2 separate regions of the Homo sapiens genome follow, and region 1 is linked to region 2. Evidence: read pairs that join two places in POLR2A ChIA-PET (ENCODE). Cell type or tissue: A673. All regions are shown on one strand. Each heading gives the region's core, and the rest is flanking DNA. Links, peaks and the distances in the headings are about the cores only. Region 1 has its middle 18 kb from the start of MIR8083. Region 2 overlaps GATAD2B (GATA zinc finger domain containing 2B).

Evidence for each region. Peaks named below come from ENCODE experiments on the same cell type or tissue, not always from the same donor. Only the 100,000 strongest peaks of a DNase experiment are listed, where the experiment ranks them.
Region 1: POLR2A ChIA-PET joins it to region 2 with 12 read pairs; 2 of 35 experiments call an interaction of 5 or more read pairs at or near these places.

Annotation. Positions count from the first base shown.
Region 1 is chr1:153,703,391-153,712,937 of GRCh38, reverse strand. It overlaps the pseudogene GEMIN2P1 and the pseudogene RN7SL372P. Among named protein-coding and RNA genes, the nearest start is that of MIR8083, 18 kb to the right of the region's middle. In A673, for the core only: no CTCF peak of the experiment used is centred there; no DNase peak of the experiment used is centred there.
Region 2 is chr1:153,801,755-153,811,286 of GRCh38, reverse strand. GATAD2B (GATA zinc finger domain containing 2B) reads left to right here. Exons shown (of 11, transcript NM_020699.4): 11 at 977-6,562. The coding sequence ends at 1,110. LOC124904425 (a long non-coding RNA gene) reads right to left here. Exons shown (of 4, transcript XR_007066633.1): 2 at 9,463-9,532; 3 at 8,653-9,334; 4 at 8,200-8,564. Among named protein-coding and RNA genes, the nearest start is that of SLC27A3, 31 kb to the right of the region's middle. In A673, for the core only: no CTCF peak of the experiment used is centred there; no DNase peak of the experiment used is centred there; H3K27ac peaks cover 823 bases.

The DNA of each region.
Region 1 (9,547 bases), core at 732-8,731, 99 kb after region 2:
GCTAATTTTTGTATTTTTAGTAGAGATGGGGTTTCACCATGTTGGCCAGGCTAGTCTCGAACTCCTGACCTCAGATGATCCACCCACCTCAGCCTCCCAAAGTGCTGGGATTACAGGCGTGAGCCACTGCACCAGACTACCTCATTTTTTAAATGGAGCAAATAAAGCTAAACTGAGGTACCACTTTTTATCTGTCAGGTTGACAAGAATCCCAGTTTTGATATAGGAGTTAAGAAGATGGCAGGGCGCAGTGACTCACGCCTGTAATCCCAGCACTTTGGGAGACCAAGGTGGGTGGATCATCTGAGGTCAGGAGTTTGAGACTAGCCTGGCCAACATGGTGAAACCCCATCTCTATTAAAAATACAAAAATTAGCCGGGCCTGGTGGCACGTGCCTGTAATCCCAGCTACCCGGGAGGTTGAGGCAGGAGAATCGCTGGAACCTGGGAGGCGGAGGCTGCAGTGAGCTGAGATTGTGCTACTGCACTCCAGCCTTGGCAACAGAGCAAGATTCTGTCTTAAAATTAAACAAACAAACAAAAAAAGAATCTACTTAGGCAGATAGGATATGGGAGTCCTTGGTAAGGTTCTCCTTTTATTTTTATTGATTGATTGATTGATTATTATTTTCAGATGGAGTTTCACTCTTGTTGCCCAGGCTGGAGTGCAATGGTGCGATCTCAGCTCACTGCAACCTCCGCCTCCTGGGTTCAAGCAATTTTCCTGTCTTAGCCTCCCGAGTAGCTGGGATTACAGGTGAATGCCACCACGCTCAGCTAATTTTTATATTTTTTTAATATGGACAGGGTTTCATCATATTGGTCAGGCTGGTCTCAAACTCCTGACCTCAGGTGATCTGCCCTCCTTGGCCTCCCAAAGTGCTGAGATTACAGGCATGAGTCACTGCACCTGGCCATTATTATTATTATTGAGATGGAATCTCTCTCTGTTGCCCAGGCTGGAGTGCAGTGGACAATCTGGGCTCACTGCAACCTCTGCCTCCGGATTCTCCTGCCTCAGCCTCCCGAGTAGCTGGGGTTACAGGCGTGCCCCACCAAGCCCAGCTAAGTTTTGTATTTTTAGTAGAGACGGGGTTTCACCATTTTGGTCAGGCTGGTCTTGAACTCCTGACCTCAAGTGATCCACCTGCCTTGGCCTCCCAAAGTGCTGGGATTACAGGCATGAGCCACCGCACCCGGCCTATTTATTTATTTATTTTCGAGACGGAGTCTTGCTCTGTCACCCAGGCTGGAGTGCAGTGGCAGGATCTCGGCTCACTGCAACCTCCGCCTCCTGGGTTCAAGTGATTCTCCTGCCTCAGCCTCCAGAGTAGCTGGGGTTACAGGCACGTGCCATCACACCCAGCTAATTTTTGTATTCTTAGTAGAGACGGGGTTTCACCATGTTGGCCAGGCTGGTCTCGAACTCTTGACCTCATGATGCACCTGCCTCGGCCTCCCAAAGTGCTGGGATTACCGGCATGAGCCACCAGGAGGTTCTCCTTTTAATGAAAAGCAACCCCAGATCATTTTCCTTTCTAACAAAGAGCAGCCTGTGAAATCGAGCTGCAGACATAGATGCCAACAGTTGTGCCAATCATGTTCAAAATGGCAGTTCCATCTTTCCTTCTCTTTGTCAGCCACAGTGTACAGTAAGGAGCAGATAATATGGCACCTGGCAAGGGGAGAGTTCATTTGCATAATAAGATTAGGGTGGGGTGGCCAGCCTTCCCCTCAAGCTATATAAACGTCACACCTGATTGAACCAATTTGATTTACCTACGTAAATCAGACATCGCCTTTCAAGCCTGCCTATAAAATCCGGCGAACTCTGCTGCCGGCCAGTCTTTTCCTTTGGGAAGCCCCTCTTTCTTGCCAGAGAGAAAGCTGTTCTCCTTTTTCTTTCTGCAACCTCCGCCTCCCGGGTTGCAAGTCCAAATAAAGCTAAACTGAGGTACCACGAAACTCCTCCTGTGTGTTTGTGTCCTAAATTTTCTTGGTACCAGACGACGAACCTCGGATATTTACCCCAGCCAACGAAGCCACTTTAGTTTGATACTGTTGTCAAAGTTTTGGGGAATTCGTCACTATCATGCATTGCTGGCGGGTGTGCAAGTTGTTAAACCCTATATAGGGTCAATTTGGAATAGATATAAAAGTTGCAAATGCATATTATATCTTTTGACTCACTAATCCCATTTCTAGGAGTTTATCTTACAGATATATTGAATGAAACATAGATATGAGATAACACATTAGGTATAGGTATGGGATTAGACATAGCATTTATAATAGTGAAAGATTAAAAATATATAAATGGGCTAGGCACAGTGGCTCACGCCTGTAATCCCAGCACTTTGGGAAGCCAAGGCAGGAGGATTGATTGAGGCCAGGAGTTCAAGACCAGCCTGGGCAAAATAATGAGACAGTGCCTCTACAAAAAAATTAAAAAATTAGCCAGGCGTGGTGGTACATGCCTGTAGTCCCAGCTACTTGGGAGTCTGAGGCAGGAGGACCTCTTGAGCCCAGAAGTTCAAGGCTGTAGTGTGCTGTAATCATGCCACTGCACTTCAGCCTGGGTGACAGAGTGAGACCTGTCTCAAAAGAAAAAGAAATAAAATAAATAAAAATAAACTTCTTTTGGGCCAGGCACGGTGGCTCACACCTGTAATCCCAGCACTTTGGGAGGCCAACGTAGGCGGATCACGAGGTCAGGAGATGGAGACCATCCTGGCTAACACAGTGAAACCCTGTCTCTACTAAAAATACAAAAAAATTAGCTGGGTGTGGTGGTGGGCGCCTGTAGTCCCTGCTACTAGGGAGGCTGAGACAGAAGAATGGCATGAACCCGGGAGGCTGAGCTTGCAGTGAGCCGAGATCGCGTCACTGCACTCCAGCCTGGGCAATAGAGCAAGACTCCGTCTCAAAATAAATAAATAAATAAAAATCAATCAATCAATCAATCAATCAATAAACAAACTTCATTTGATTTTGCTAGAGAAAAGATTGAACTATCTTTCTTTTTCCTCCATAAAAAAATGATATCATGGGCTGGGCACAGTGGCTTATGCCTGTAATCCCAGAACTTTGGGAGGCTGAGGCGGGCAGATCACTTGAGCCCAGGAGTTTGAGACCAGCCTGGGCAACATGAAAAAACCCCATCTCTACTAAAAATACAAAAAAATTAGCTGGGCGTGGTGGTGGGCGCCTGTAATCCCAGCTACTCTGGAGGCTGAGGCAGAAGAATCGCTTGAATCCGGGAGATAGAGGTTGCAGTGAACCGAGAGCGCGCCACCGCACTCCAACCCGGGTGACAGAGTGAGACTCCGTCTCAAAAAAAAAAAAAAAAAAAAAAAAAAAAAAATTCTAAAAATTAGACAGAGTGTGTGCCTGCAGTCCCAGCTACTCAGGAGGCTGAGGTGGGAAGATTGCTTGAGCCTGAGTGATTGAGGCTGCAGCGAGCTATGATTATGCCACTGGACTCCAGCCTGGGTGACACAGCAAGATCGTGTCTGAAAAAGAAAGAAGTATTACAAAATCATTGTTATATGAAATAACAATCAGAGTACGCAGTGCGAAAAGTAGGAGTTTGAGCTGTAGAGTGTCTGACAGAAAATAAAAAAACTTTAGGCCGGGCGCGGTGGCTCACGCCTGTAATCCAGCATTTTGGGAGGCCGAGACAGGCGGATCACGAGGTCAGGAGATCGAGACCATCCTGCTTAACACGGTGAAATCCCGTCTCTACTAAAAATACAAAAAAATTAGCCGGGCGTGGTGGCAGGCGCCTGTAGTCCCAGCTACTCGGGAGGTGGAGTCAGGAGAATGGCGTGAACCCGGGAGGCGGAGCTTGCAGTGAGCTGAGATCACGCCACTGCACTCCAGCCTGGGCGACAGAGCGAGACTCCGTCTCAAAAAAAAAAAAAAAAAAAGAAAATAAAAAAACTTTAAAAAATTTTTTTAAAAAGGAAAAAAGAGAAAAGTAGTAGTTAATATTATAGAAGTGAGATGGGTAGTTACTAATAAAGATATCCTTCTAGATTGTGAGATGTTTGGATTTCTGTCAGGTTTTTGAAATTTGTAATTTCTTTTCACTTTCTAATTAAATATTTATTTCGTAACCATTTTTTTTTTTTTTGAGATAGACTCTTGCTCTGTCACCAGGCTGGAATGCAGTGACGCGATCTCCTGTGTTCAAGCGATTCTCGTGTCTCAGCCTCCCGAGTAGCTAGGGTCACAGGCACACATCACCACACCCAGATAATTTATGTATTTTTAGTAGAGACGGGGTTTCACCATGATGGTCAGGATGGTCTCAATCTCCTGACCTCGTGATCCGCCTGCCTCGGCCTCACAAAGTGCTGGGATTGCAGGCATGAGCCACTGCACCTGGCCTGTATTCTTTTTTTTAAAGGGGACCCACCAAACTGTGTAAACTCCAAGTCCCACAAAACCTGGATCCACCCTGGCTTGGGCCAGCTGCAGAGGGACTTTGAGGAGACAGCAAAACTGTCCACTGGAGTTTTTAAATAAAACAAAACAAAAACAAAAACTGGTCTCTAGGTGACATATCCCTCCTTTCCCCCAAATCCTGTATGAAATCTTTAGCAAAATAGCTATTTTTTAACTTTAAAATTTAACAGAGAACCAGGTGGAAGAGACTTGGATTAACAGGAGCAATGTGAGAAATTCTGTGGGGGTAGAGGGAGGAGTGTATGTGTGGCCACAAGTTCCATAATAGGTATGGAGGTGACAATTGCCTTCTGTCTGCACTCCTCGGGCTGCACCTGGAAGATTCTGCCCCAGATAAGGAGGCAGGTTGTCAAAGGGACAGGGAAAGACTAGGGCAAACCCACAGGCACTCATCCAGAGTGACAGAGTTTGGAGTCAGAGCCCGGAGATTTCTTTCTCTCTCTCTTTCTTTCTTTCTTTCTTTCTTTCTTTCTTTCTTTCTTTCTTTCTTTCTTTCTTTCTTTCTTTCTTTCTCTTTCTTTCTTTTCTTTCTTTCTTTTTCTTTCCTTCTTTCTTTTTCTTCCTTCCTTCCTTCTTTCCTTCCTTCCTTTTCTTTTCTTTCCCTCCCTCCCTTTCTCTTTCTTTCTCTTTCTTTCTTCTTTTTCTTTTTCTTTCTTTCTCTTTTCTTTTGCCTCCCTCCCTCCCGCCCTCCCTTCCTCCCCTTTCCTTCCTCCCTTCCTCCCTTCTTTCCTTCCTTCCTCCCTTCCTTCCTCTTTCTGTCTCTTTTTTTTTTTTTTTTTTTGATAGAGTCTCTATATTTCCCAGGCTGATCTTGAACTATTGGCTTCAAGGAATCCTCCTGCCTTGGCTTCCCAAAGTGCTGGGATTACAGGTTTGAACCACATGCCTAGCCAAGATCTTGGAGAAGTGTCTCAAGAAACTACAGATGGTCTTTGACTTACTATTTTTCTTTTTCTTTTTTTTTTTTTGAGATGGAGTTTCACTCTTGTTGCCCAGGCTGGAGTGCAATGGCACGATCTCAGCTCACCGCAACCTCTGCCTCCCCGGTTCAAGTGATTCTCCTGCCTCAGCCTCCCGAGTAGCTGGGATTACAGGCATGCACTACCACGCCTAGCTAATTTTGTATTTTTAGTAGAGACGGGGTTTCTCCATGTTGGTCAGGCTGGTCTTGAATTCCCGACCTCATGTGATCTGCCCACCTCAGCCTCCCAAAGTGCTGTGATTACAGGTGTGAGCAACTGTGCCTGGCTAATATTTAATTTTTAATTATTATAGATACTTGCTAGTTGTATTAAATATATTTTCAATTTATAATACTTTCAATTTAGGACGGACATATTGGGATGTAACTCCATCCCCCATAAGTCAAAGAGCATCTGTAGTGATGTTGTACTGCTGAGACTCCAAATGGAGGGGTAGGAGGGGGTGGGCACTGTTGTTAGAAGAGACAGCGGACCTCTGCCTACTTAGAAAAGACAATGCTGGGCCTGGCTCAGTGGCTCATGCCTGTAATCCCAGGACTTTGGATGGTCAAGGTGAGCAAATCGCTTGAGCCCAGTAGTTGGAGACCAGCCTGGCCAACATGGCAAAACCCTATCTCTACAAAAAACACAAAAATTAGCCAGGTGTGGTGGTGTGGGCCTGTAGTTTCAACTACTTGGGAGGCTGAGGTGGGAGGATCACTTGAGCCCAGGAAGTGGAGGTTGCAGTGAGCCAAGAAGTCATCCCTGCACTCCAGCCACTGCACTCCCACCTGAGTGACAGAAGGAAACCCTGTCTCAAAAAAAAAAAAAAAAAAAAAAAAAAAAAGCCAGTGCTATGCAGGGCAGGTGGGCCCCACTTAGCCTGGGAGGGTTCTTGGTCTCCCCCAGGAAAGAATTCAATAGTGAGCCAGCGGTGTTAAACTGCAACTTTTAATTGAAGCAGCAGGGTACAGCAGCAGCACAGGTGCTGCTCCCTGGGGAGCACAGCTACCCCATCGGCAGTGTACCCAGAGTAGCAGCTCAAAGGCCATTTGCAGTCATTTTTATTTTATTTTATTTTATTTTTTCGAGACAGAGTCTCGCTGTCTCTCCAGGCTGGAGTGCAGTGGCGCGATCTCAGCTCACTGCAAGCTCCGCCTCCCGGGTTCATGCCATTCTCCTGCCTCAGCCTCACGAGTAGCTGGGACTATAGCCACCCGCCACCATGCCTGGCTAATTTTTTGTATTTTTAGTAGAGACGGGGCTTCACCATGTTAGTCAGGATGGTCTCGATCTCCTGACCTCATGATCCACCCACCTTGGCCTCCCAAAGTGCTGGGATTACAGGCGTCAGCCACCACGCCCAGCCTGCAGTCATATTTATAACTCACTTTTTTTGTTGTTGTTGTTGTTTTTGTTTTTTGAGATGGAGTCTTGCTCTGTCACCTAGGCTGGAGTGCAGTGATGAGATCTCAGCTCACTGCCTCCTGGGTTCAAGCGATTCTCCTGACTCAGCCTCTGGAGTAGCTGGGATTACAGGCGTGCAGCACCACTCCTGGGTAATTTTTATATTTTTCGTAGAGATGGGGTTTTACCATGTTGGCCAGGCTGGTCTGGAACTCCTGACCTCAAGTGATCCGCCCGTCTCGGCCTCCCAAAGTGCCGGGATTACAGGCGTGAGCCAACTCGCCCAGCCTATAACTCACTTTTAATTACATGCAAATTAAGAAGCGGGCTATGCAGAAATTTCTAGGAAAAGGTTGGTAATTTCCAGGTCATCAGGTTGTTGCAATGGAAAGGGGCGGAAACATCCCAGTGTTGCCATGGCAATGGTGAACTGACAGGGCACACTGTTGGGCATGTCATGGAAAGCTGCTTCTCTTCAGTCCCTGTTTTAGCTAGTCGTCAACTTGGTCCTATTTCTGAGCCCCACCTCCTGAGTTGAGTCTTGCCCCCTACCTCTCTAGGACCATTGGAAGAGGTGGGGAGCTGGAATGGCTTTTCTATAAATATGAAAGGCATTTATATTAAATACCTAACATAGGCCAGGCGTGGTGGCTCACACCTGTAATCCCAGCACTTTGGGAGGCCAAGGCGGGTGGATCACTTGAGGTCAGGAGTTTGAGACCAGCCAGACCAGCCTGACCAACATGGAGAAACCACGTCTCTACTAAAAGTACAAAATTAGCTGGGCGTGGTGGCGCATGCCTGTAATCCCAGCTACTCAGGAGGCCGAGGCAGGAGAATCGCTTGAACACGGGAGGTGGAGGTTGTGGTGAGCCGACATCGCGCCATTGCACTCTAGCCTGGGCAACGAGTGAAACTCCATCTCAAAAAAAACAAATAAATAAATAAAAATAAAAAATAAAATAAATAAATAAATAAATACCTAACATCAAACAATTTATAATTCACATTGGAATGATGTTCATCAGATTTTTTTACATTTTATTTTTATTTTTTATTTTTTTGAGACAGTGTCTCACTCTGTAGCCCAGGCTGGAGTGTGGTGGCAGGATCTCAGCTCACTGCAACCTCTGCTTCCCGGGCTCAAGCAATCCTCCAACCCCAAACTCCCTGGTAGCTGGGACTACAGGCACGTGCCACCACGCCAGGCTAAATTTTTTTTTTTTTTTTGAGATGGAGCTTCACTCTTGTTGCCCAGGCTGGAGTGCAATGGCGCGATCTTGGCTCACTGAAACCTCCAGTTCCTGGGTTCAAGCAATTCTCCTGTCTCAGCCTCCCGAGTAGCTGGGATTACAGGTGCCCGCCACCACGCCTGGCTAATTTTTGTATTTTTATTAGAGACAGGGTTTTGCCATGTTGGCCATGCTGGTCTCGAACTTTTGACCTCAGGTGATCTGCCCACCTTGGCCTCCCAAAGTGCTGGGATTACAAGGGTGAGCCACCGTGCCTGGCCTTATTTTTATTTTTTTAATTTTTAAAAAATGTGGGTACGGCCAGGTGTGGTGGCGCCCACCTGTAATCCCAGCTACTTGGGAGGCTGAAGCAGAAGAATTGCTTGAATCCCGGAGGTGGAGGTTGTAGTGATCTGAGATCACACCATTGCACTCCATCCTGGGCCACAGAGCAAGACTGTCTCAAAAAAAAAAAGAAAAAAAATTCAGGGTCTTGCTGTATTGCCCGAGCTGGAGTGCAGTGGTTATTCATAGGCTGGATCCCATTACTGATTAGCATGGAAATGTTGACCTACTCTGTTTTCGATGTGGGCCAGTTTACCCCTTATAAGGCAACCTGGTGGTCTCCTGCTCCCAGGAAATCACCAGATTTATGCCCAATGTGGTGGGGACACCTGATTGCATAGTGCACTACAGCCCAGAACTTCGGCCCTCAAGTGATCCTCCTGCCTCCTCTCCCCAAGTAGCTGGGCCTACAGGCATGTACTACCACGCCTGGCCAAATATTAACAAATACTATATTTATAATTGTAGAGATAGGGTCTTGCTATGTTGCTTAGGCTCGTCTCAAACTCCTGGGCTTCAAGTGATCCTCCTGCCTTGGCCTCCCAACAAGCTGGGATTATAGATGTAAGCCACCATGCACTGCCAATAATGACTATTTTGATGTCAGAATCTTAGGTGATTTTTTTTTTTTGTAAGTCTGCGTCTCACTCTGTACTCAGGCTGGAGTGCAGTGGCACCATCATGGCTCACTGTAACCTTGAACTCCTGGGTTCAAGGGATCCTCCTGCCTCAGCCTATTGAATAGCTAGGACTACAGGCATGTGCCACCACACCTGGCTAATTTTTTTTTTCTTTTGTAGAGATGAGGTCTTGTTATATTGCCCAGGTTGGTCTTGAACTCCTGTCCTCAATTGATCCTCTTGCCTGGGCCTTCAAAGTGTTGAGATTATGGGTGTGAGCCACTATGCCTGGCCTCTTAGGTGATTTTTTATTTCTTCTCTGTAATTCTTTTTCTAAGTGTATGTTATTTCTAGAAATAATAAGGTCATTAATCTTTTTTTTTTTTTTTTTTTGCGACAGGGTCTTGCTCTGTTGCATAGGCTGGAGTGCACTGGCACAATCTAGGCTCACTGGAACCTCTGCCTCCAGGGTTCAAGTGATTCTCCTGCCTCAGCCTCCCGAGTAGCTGGG
Region 2 (9,532 bases), core at 1-8,000:
CATTATTCTTGGTAGGACCGAAATTTCAGGAAGTCCCCTTTTCCTAAAGCTTAGGAATATGAGTGGGGATTGAAATAAAGTTGCTGTGCAGGGCGCGGTGGCTCACACCTGTAATCCCAGCACTTTGAGAGGCCGAGGCAGGCGAATCACTTGAGATCAGGAGTTCAAGACCAGGCTGACCAACATGGTGAAACCCTGTCTCTACTAAAAATACAAAAAATTGGCTGGGCGTGGTGGCTCATGCCTATAATCCCAGCACTTTGGGAGGCCAAAGCGAGTGGATTACCTGAGGTCAGGAGTTCAAGACCACCCTGGCCAACATGATGAAACCCCATCTCTACTGAAAATACAAAAAATTAGCCCGGCGTGGTGGCTGGTGCCTGTAATCCCAGCTACTCGGGAGGCTGAGGCAGGAGAATCGCTTGAACTTGGGAGGTGGGGCTTGCAGTGAGCTGAGATTGTGCCACTGCACCTCCAGCCTGGGCAACGAGCGAAATTCTGTCTCAGATAAATAAGCAAACAAAATTAATTGGCTGGGTGCAGTGGGTCATGCCTGTAATCCCAGCACTTTGGGAGGCTGAGGCCGTTGGATCATTTGAGGTCAGGAGTTCAAGACTAGCCTGGCCAACATGGTGAAACCCCATCTCTACTAAAAATACAAAAAATAGCCGGGCAGTAGTGGCACGCGCCTATAATTCCAGCTACTCTGGAGGCTGAGGCAGGAGAATTGCTTGAGTCTGGGAGGCAGAGGTGAGCGGAGATCACACCACTGCACTCCAGCCTGGGTGACAGAATGAGACTGCATCTCAAAAAAGAAAAAGAAAGTTGCTGTTGAAATAAAGCTAACCAAGTGTGACCAGATACTGGTAAATTCTGCTTCCTTTCCATCTCCAACTCTGCAGCCCGAGGGTAGAGTGGAAGGGAATGTTATTTCCTCTTTTAATACCTGCCCTCCACTTTTGTCTCCTGGGTCCAGGTGTCAACATTGCATACTTGAATACTGGCATCGGAGGACACAAAGGCCCCAGTTTGGCAGACCGACAGCGTGAATACCTTTTAGACATGATCCCTCCCCGGTCTATATCGCAGTCCATCAGTGGACAGAAATAACGCCTGTTCCACTTGTACTGCCCCATCCTTGAATCCTTTATCCCTTTCCTCTTTCATTCCCCCAACTTCTGTCGCATGCAGTGCCTGTACTGGTGCCTACCATACACGGAAAGCAAAACAGAAAAACAGAAGACAAAAAATAGAGATCAGCAAGAAAACACACGCCCTGCCCTGCCACCTCCCCTTTATTTCACACTGCTGCGATCTGTTCTTCTGCCGCTCTGTCTTCTCTCTTCAGTTTTCTTTAACAGTGAGGTGGATCTTTACCTCTGATAGAGGTCAGAATGAGGTCCTGGGGAGAATCTAAGCCCTCCGATGTGTGTTTCTAAAGTTGTTTTATGCTATAATTATTACCATTTTTAATGATGTTGTGTGTCCTCCCTTTGTTCAGTGGACGGTTAAACCTTCCCCCACTCAACCAATCTTTTTCTTTTTCCTTTTCTTCCTTTTTTTTTTTTTTTTTTGTAAACACAAATGACATTCAGTTCAATGATACGAGCATTGCAGATTGCAGTAGGGGTCCCAGCTGCCAAGTAGGACATGACTAGGAGTGTTAGGGGCAGAAGTTTTGAATGCACTTAACCGGAGGAGGGCGCAGGGTGGGGGGTATCAAAGAAGGACGAATAGCACCCTACCTGTGGGTGTTTGGGGGCTGGACAATTTGGGTGGCAGTGTTTGGTACTGAAGTTGGGCTCTAAGAATGAGGGGAAAGAGCCTGGGGAGGAGCTTAAAACTCAACCACTCTGGAATTTACCCATAGAAGACGGGAAGAAAGAGGTATGAAGATGGGCTCAATTATGAGCCAGGGAGGATTGAAACTAGGTCCTGCCTTTCTGTATCTTGGGGAAATAAGACCGATCTCCTGACCCCATTGGGAACACGGAAGTCTATTCCAGGCCAACCAGCCCAAAATTATTTCATCTTGTATTCTTTGTAAAATTCTCCCTCACCCCACCCTGCTTTTAAAAATTCTAATCTATCCCCTCTAACCATAGCCCCATCTATAATACAGAGGAACGGCTGTTCCAAGGCTGTTTGCTGGGTGTCCCACAAGTTGGGTGGACATAAATGAGTCAAGTGACAACAGGAGGAAATAGACTTAGACGAAAGAAAGGATTTCTCTTCCAACAGTTGAGATTCGCATATTTGCCTATTCTTTCACCCTCTGAGTGCCAGGAGATGAGAGGCTGGGGGTACACAATCAGGTTGGAGTCCTGTCCTTACTCTGCTGCACCAGCTGCAGAACCAACTGCTCAAAGCCAAACAGCTCATGGCAAAACCAGCTTAGGACCTCTGCTGTACAAATAGTTGCTTCCCACTGCCCCCCGCCCGCCCCCAGAATGATATTAATTTTGCCTTTTTTTTTTTTTTTTTTTTAAGCGCTACTAATGTAGAGAATGAATTGAATTGTGCAATGTTGCTGTTCTGGGGACTGGGGAGATTAGCATCCCATTTGCCCACACTGTGGGAAGACGGAGTGGACCAGGCTGTTTTTGAAGTAAGGGAAGCCCCTTAAAGGTACGGGTTTCTGCTCTTCTCATAGTGTACACCCACCTGCCTCTCTGGCTCCAGAAGCTGCCAGAGTGCACTGGGGGGAATGTTCTCAGCAGAGAAGAATGAGGAGAAGTTTAATATTTTGCCCTTGAAAGTCACCTGAGGAAGTTTCCCCACTTTTATTTTTTAAAATTAAGTAATTTTTTAAAGAAGGCACTTTTAAAATTAACACACACATGAACTGCACACCTTCCCCATAAAATTTGGAGGTGGGGTGGGAGAAAGAGCTAAAATCAGGCTCAGTTCCCCTACTCTGGCCTCTACTCCCCACACCCCAGTGCCACTGTGGGTGACTATACTGGCCCTACGGGCCTTCCTGGCTTTTTTCTTTCCTCCCTTACCCCAAATTCATTGAGCACTTAAAGGAGCAGAGATGCAGCCAGTGTCTGGGCTCCCCCAGTGGTGAAATGATCTGGAAGCTAGATGCTAGTAACAGGTAGTGATTGGGTTTTTTGAGTATTTTTCCGGGGAATGTGGTACCCCTGACTGTAAGTGGTGGGAGAGGGAGGGGGGTTAATGGAACTGGGTCTGGGATTATTTTAAAATTATATATATATATATAAAGATATATTCTTACATCTTTTCTTTGCCCTCTGTGCTTTGAAAGCACTGGATAAATTGTTTGGTTTTGCTTTTCTCTCTTCCACAAAATTGGAAGCTTTTTTTAAAAATGTTTTCCCCACAAGTCATCTTGCCTTGTGGCATGTCTGTCTAGCCTCTTCCTCCCTCCCTCATGATGAAGTGCCATTTCTGTTACGTCTCCCTCTCCCCAAGCTCAGAGGTGCTCAGAGGTACGAGATGCCCAAGTTTGTCAGTTGAGATTAAAAGTAAGGAACAGAGAATGTGCAATACCGTCTGGCTGGGGGCTGTCCCTGCCCTGCCCTGAGCTGAGTCCTTTCCCTGGGAGCCAGGCCACCTTAGAATGGGGTTTGGAAGTAAGATGTATAGAGTTGGGGAATCATGGAGAAGGAAAGCCTATAGTCGAGTGCCTGCTTAGGTGCTGAGGTCACAGGGGAGATGGTGGAATCTTCCCTGTTTTTATCCCCTCAGGGTCAGTTACATAGAAGCTGCTTCTTGACTAGTATAGCTCGGTGACCCTTTGTTCAACCGCTGAGGTTTGATTTCTTACCCTTTCTTCTCCCCATTTTCATACTCTTCCCAGGGATTAGTGATGGAGGTGAGGTCTCCCTAATCATGGTAAAGTGTTAACCTTCCACCTCCTCCCTTCCCTCCTCCTTCCTCATCCTTCTGTCTTCCTCAATTCTCCGTCTCTTTTTTTTCATCACTGATTGCCTTGTGTCCCTCCAAGTCTACTTGTTACTATCCATCTCCAGGCTCTGGGCCGTGTAGACACTAAACCTCATGCCCTAAGGACAGGAGGAAAGACCCTCTGTTTGGAGCATTATTAGTAGAGTGAGGATCCCACCAGTTCTGCCTGGCTTCCTCCATCCCCAGAGGCACTAAAAGCAGTATTTTAAGGTTGGTGTCTTACTCCCTGGAAGCCTGAAATGGGTGGAATAGCGGTAAGGCTTGAGTAAAACTAGGGGACAGAGGTTCTTATTTGTCGATTTTATTTTATAATTTGACCACAGCATCTGAACTCCCTCTCTCCCTGGAATAAGTATTTTTCCCACATTTTTGGATATATGTATGGTAGACAATTTTTTTTTAAGACACAGAGATAAATGTTTTCCTGCTTTGGTTACCTTTCCTTTCCCCTTTAAAAGGAATTAGCTATAGAACTGCTTTGTAAAGATGCTTCTTGATATTTTACTTTTGTTCCTTTTCCCTAATCATTCCCTTTTCTCCCCACTCCTCCAGAAGGCATAACCCTTCTCTCCACACCCCCTACCCCCACCCCCGTCCTAGGCTCCCATCCTTTCCATCAAGACCTTCATTAGCTTATGATATTTGCTGCCGAGATGTTATAACAAGGACTCGTTCATGTATATAAGCTATTTCTTGATCCATTTAAAAGGAATTGTACATTGTGTAGAAAAAAAAAAAAACCTGAAAAAGAGAAAAAAAAGCCCTAGCCATGGATATTGTGAAACTGTGTTATGTCATTTTGTAATGTGCCCGTTTGTGTATGATCCGTGCAAAAGGGTTTCTGGGGAAGGGGAGGGGGTAGGGAGGCAGGGCTGTGGAGGGTGGGTAGGGGAGTGGGCCGGGCCCAGCACACTGAGACTGGCAGCTGCTCCAACCCCATCCCTCCTTAGAGATGCCACCTCCCCCACCACCCACCCCTAATTTGTGCCTTGCCTCCCCACCCTGGAGTAGTCCCTCCGGGTCACCAGCACTGCCTTGGCAGAGCCCACTCCCTACCCTAACCTGCCCACCCTCCCTATCCCCCAGCATTAGGTTGATACTGTGGGGAAGTGCTGGGGGCTGGGAGGTAGCCGAGGAATGGGGCAGTTCCCGGGGGCATCGAAACCAAGTATTATTATGAATTGTAATTGTATTTGCACTGTTTTTTTCCTCTGATTGCATCAGCATATATACAATATACCTATATAACAAAATTCAGTGTCAAGCTTTCTTATGCAAGGGATTTCCCCCACCCCACCTCCTCAAAAAAGAAAGAACCTAGTCTTATGGGCCTTTGAGGGTGGATTGTCAGGGGATGATAGAAAGGATTTTAATAAGTCATCCTGAGGAAATTTCACCTAGTGAGAGCCACATCCATCTGCACAGCCTTAGGCTGCGTGAACCGAGGTGAGGCTGAGCTCCTGTGAAAGCCAAGACCTCCTGGTCCAGGACTTTGTAGAGTAAAAAGAACCACCAACACAAAAGGGGTTGAGGGGGCTACAATCTGGAGACCTGGGGTCTCCTACTAACTTGCTATATGATCTTTGGTAGAGTTAATTTTCTGAGTATCAATTTTCTTATCTGTGAAGTGAAGAGGGGGATCATCTGGCCACCAAGTTTAAAATTCTATACTTCTCACCTGCCAAAACCAAAAAACAACTTGAGGTGAGGAAAGTGTTGGGCCCAGAAACCAGGGAGGAACTGAAAGTGACTCGCGTTGAAGTGGTTATGTGTATGACAATGCTCTTGGAGAACTGCCAGTCCTCTATGGTTACCCTTGATTTGGGAGAGGCAGCAGAGTCATGTCCAGGGCATCAGACCAGTGACATCTTTGCCTTTATGCCTCTAGTCATCTGAGGGCGGGGACTAGGCCTCAAGCCCCATCTCACAGCCAACCACAGAGCCCTTAAGGGTGGTTGACAATTGAATGCCCCAGGTTGGTGCTTTAGTTATTTACTCCCTTTGTGAGCTACAGGATGTGTAACTTTTCCCCCATCTTGGTGATAAAATAGGAGAGCGCAGACACAGCCCACATTTTGTCTCCTTTCCTCAGATTTCATCTGAACCCCGCTAAAGGCAGCTGTTTCACAGTCTGTCTCCTTCAGGGGCCCAATTTCCCCACAGCCTGGGCTGAGTACTCCTACTCTCTTCTTTAGGTTCTGGGCTGATAAAGCCTGGAGAGGGTACAGGGTGATGGGTGAAGCCCTGGTGAAGGTGAAAGGATAGATTGGGGTTGGGGGGTGGGGAGCAGGGAGGTGGGATGGGGAATGGCCTTCCCTGAATAGGGTGGGTGGGAGGGGAACAAGACCCTTTTGCACAACTCTCTTTAAGTTTCCTTTATTTCTTTTTTAACTCATTCTGATTTTCTGCATTGTGTTTGGGAAATAAAATGAAAAAACTAAGACCAATAGAAACTGGTTTTCAAAAAGGCAAATACACTCCCATCTGTTTCAGATGCTGCTGAGCATTTCAGCAGTGACAGATTCAAATAATAAGCTAATTTTTGGAGAAAGGATTAAAAGAAAAAAAAACTTTGTAATATTTATCACTTGCAAGCTATGTTTAATAAAGAAAGGAATGGTTTCTAAAACTTTCCTGTGGCTTGTGCTTTAGTTATGGGGCTGGGGGTGGCAGTTTGGCGGGAGAATTTTCAGGGTAATTGGGAGATGAGCTATGGCTGTCTTCCCTAGTCAGTCCAGCCACGGACTGAGTACCTTTGGTTTGTATCCTTCTCTTTGATTGTGATGATTGTTTAAAGCCCTGACCTACTTCTGTGTTCTTGTTCCCCTCCAGCTCTAGCTGGAGCCAGTATTCTGGAAGCCACCAACCCCACTTTAGTTATCTGATGACTTTAGGTCTAATGGTATCATGGGGAGGGGGCTGGGTCTCCATTCTCTCCTAGGGAAAGGTGTCCCCTAGCAGTGCTTGGCCCTTCCCACCACACTGCTCTGGTCTCTAGTGACAGAATCCTTTAGCCAGGCACAGTGCTGCATGCCTATAGCTACTCAGGAGGCTAAGGTGGGAGGATCACTTGAGCCAGGAGATCAGCCTGGGCAATGTAGTGAGACCCCATCTCTATAAAAGAAAATAAATAATCTTTTGTAACATGCTTGTTCCTCTAGACGGTTGCCTTATTTACCAGCAGGGGTTCACATTGCTGTTTTCTAGTAAACTACCGAATATAGTTCTTTAACAATCTGAATGCAGCATCCCCTGAAAGATCTGGAACTACACTTTCTCACCATCTCATCACTCCCCTCCCCCAAGTTTTCCTTTCAGCCCAAAGCATTAACCAGATCCTAATTTATTTTTTCCGTTTTGGTTATTTATTTCCAACAAAGCAGTTAGACCAGGCCCAACCAGAGAAGAGGATGTCATTTCCTCAAGGACTTGATGTTTGGGGCTATTCTTAGCCCTCTTGCTCCTCAGCCACGTTTTTTAGTTACAGCTGCTGCTGTGCCTTGTGCAGAGGGCACTATTGTGGAGGGCCAGAGCCCAGCCTTTCTGGAGTCTTGTCATTGGTACTAGCATTACTCTATAAGAGCACAGGAGACAGTTTTGGGGTCCTCTAAGCCATGGGCTTTCCTTCCCCCAAGACCCTTCCCTTTTTGGCACAATACTGGGCAGCCTTGGAGAGAGAGTGATTGAGGAAGTGGCTGGGGCTTTGGCTTTAGAGCATGGCAGAGCTGGATAAGGAGGGACTGTGGTGCTCTGGATGCCAATAGGCTGGTAGAGGGAGAAGTGGGAAAGAGGTGCTCTTCAGACCCCAAGAGTTGAGGGAGGGGAGATGGGGAGTGCTCCCCAGCCTCTGTGCTCATTCTACAGGCGATTCAAGACTGCCAAAACCCTGACTCAAACTAATCTCTTTCAAAAATAAAAATCAAATGGGTAAGGAGGACCCCCTGCGGAGGAGCCAGTGCTTTGGATCTGGGAAGGGGGAAATGGGTATTTGGTTGCTCAGAGAAGCTCATATGAGCTCAGATATTTAAGAGTCATGTTGTAGGGAGAAGGGGGGCAAGAAACTCTGCACCCCCTTTGCCCACCTGCTCACTCGGACCACAAGGAATGCAGGTCGCCTGTCCCTGGGCAGAGCTCAGCTTGGGCACGAGGAGACAGAGACAGATTTTAGACTGGAGGGCTTCAGGTTGTGAGATGGAGGTGATGACAGAGCCTCTTCCCCTGCCGCCATTTTGTGGGGAACCCTTAAAGCTAGGTGTCTTTGGGCAGGTTCATATTTGGATCAAGAAGAGGTGAATATACTGGATGGGGTTATGAGGCAGGAGTAACTGGGTTGGGGGTAACTCCCAGCTGGGCTTGGTTTAGTTTGAGGTTATTTGGTGTGTTGGGGGAAGGGATGCAGATTCTCCCATTTCTTGAGGTCTGGGAGGAACAGAGAAACCACACCCTCTTCTCTCCCACTATGGCCAGTCCTGCCCCTCCCCGGAGAGGAGCTGAGGGACTTTTGGTTCTTTCCTGACTCTGGGGTGACAGGGACAGGTGAGGTAGATTCTTTGGTGTATCTGGAGTTAGTGGCATCTCGGAGGGAGCCAACTTGGAGGGCCCTAGGCCAAGGCCAGCTGTTCCACAGTCACCTGAGGGTGAAGGAGGTCAGGCCTCTGGACCAAGGCCTCAAACACTCCAGTTTCCCCCACTCATTCCCCATCACTGAATCCGCCTCACCTGGGTGGTGAGTTCAGTCTTCTCCCCCAGCTTCCCTCCACTCTGAGTCTGGCCTTGATGGCCCCCAGTTCTGTCCGAGGCAGTCCGAGGCACTGCCCAGCATTCCTGGGACTCCTGTTTGCAGAGGAGGCTGCCCGGGTAGGAAGGGTCAGCAGTGTGGTCTGTCTGGTGCCTCCCTCTGCCTCGCATGGCTCCCAACCCCTCCTCCTGCTCCATGCTCCCCAGAGATGGAGAGGGTGGACCCCTCTTCATGCTGCTGGATGGCAGGGAACTGGCTCTAGCTCATTTCTGCTGCCCTTGTTCTTTGCTTTGGGAGCCCCAGTTCTCTCTTCCCGGCTCATGGCAGGCCTTCTCCTGCCCCTGGTACCACACAGCTCTGAAAAGAATTGGCTTCCTCTCTCTGCCTGAGTCTCCTCATTGGTAAAATTGATTGGTTGTAGATTGGGGCTTTTTTGCTCTCTTTGGCCCTGTGCCACAGTGATGCAGACTGTCTCCCTGGCAGATTTCCCACATTAGCCCTTACCTGGCCCTTAGCTATGTCTCCAGCCCAGGAAGAGGCAGAGGAGGCAAATGATGAGGGCAGCCAGGCCCACGTGGATGCCCACCACAACCCCAGGCAGTGGGCTGCTCTCACCCTGGCTGCAAGAGCACCCAGTCTTGGACTCTGTGGACACTGTGCCATCTGTCAGAGAGAGGACCAGGGTTGGAGGTGAAGCCCAGCCCTCTTCCTGAAGACTGGCAGCCATGGGTCCTATCAGAGGGGCCTGCTCTGACCCCAGCCCTACTACCCTCCTACCAGACCCCACTTACCAGGAGTGGCCAGGGGCACATCACACAATGAGACACAGCGGGCACTGCTATTTCCATCCCCATTGCCATT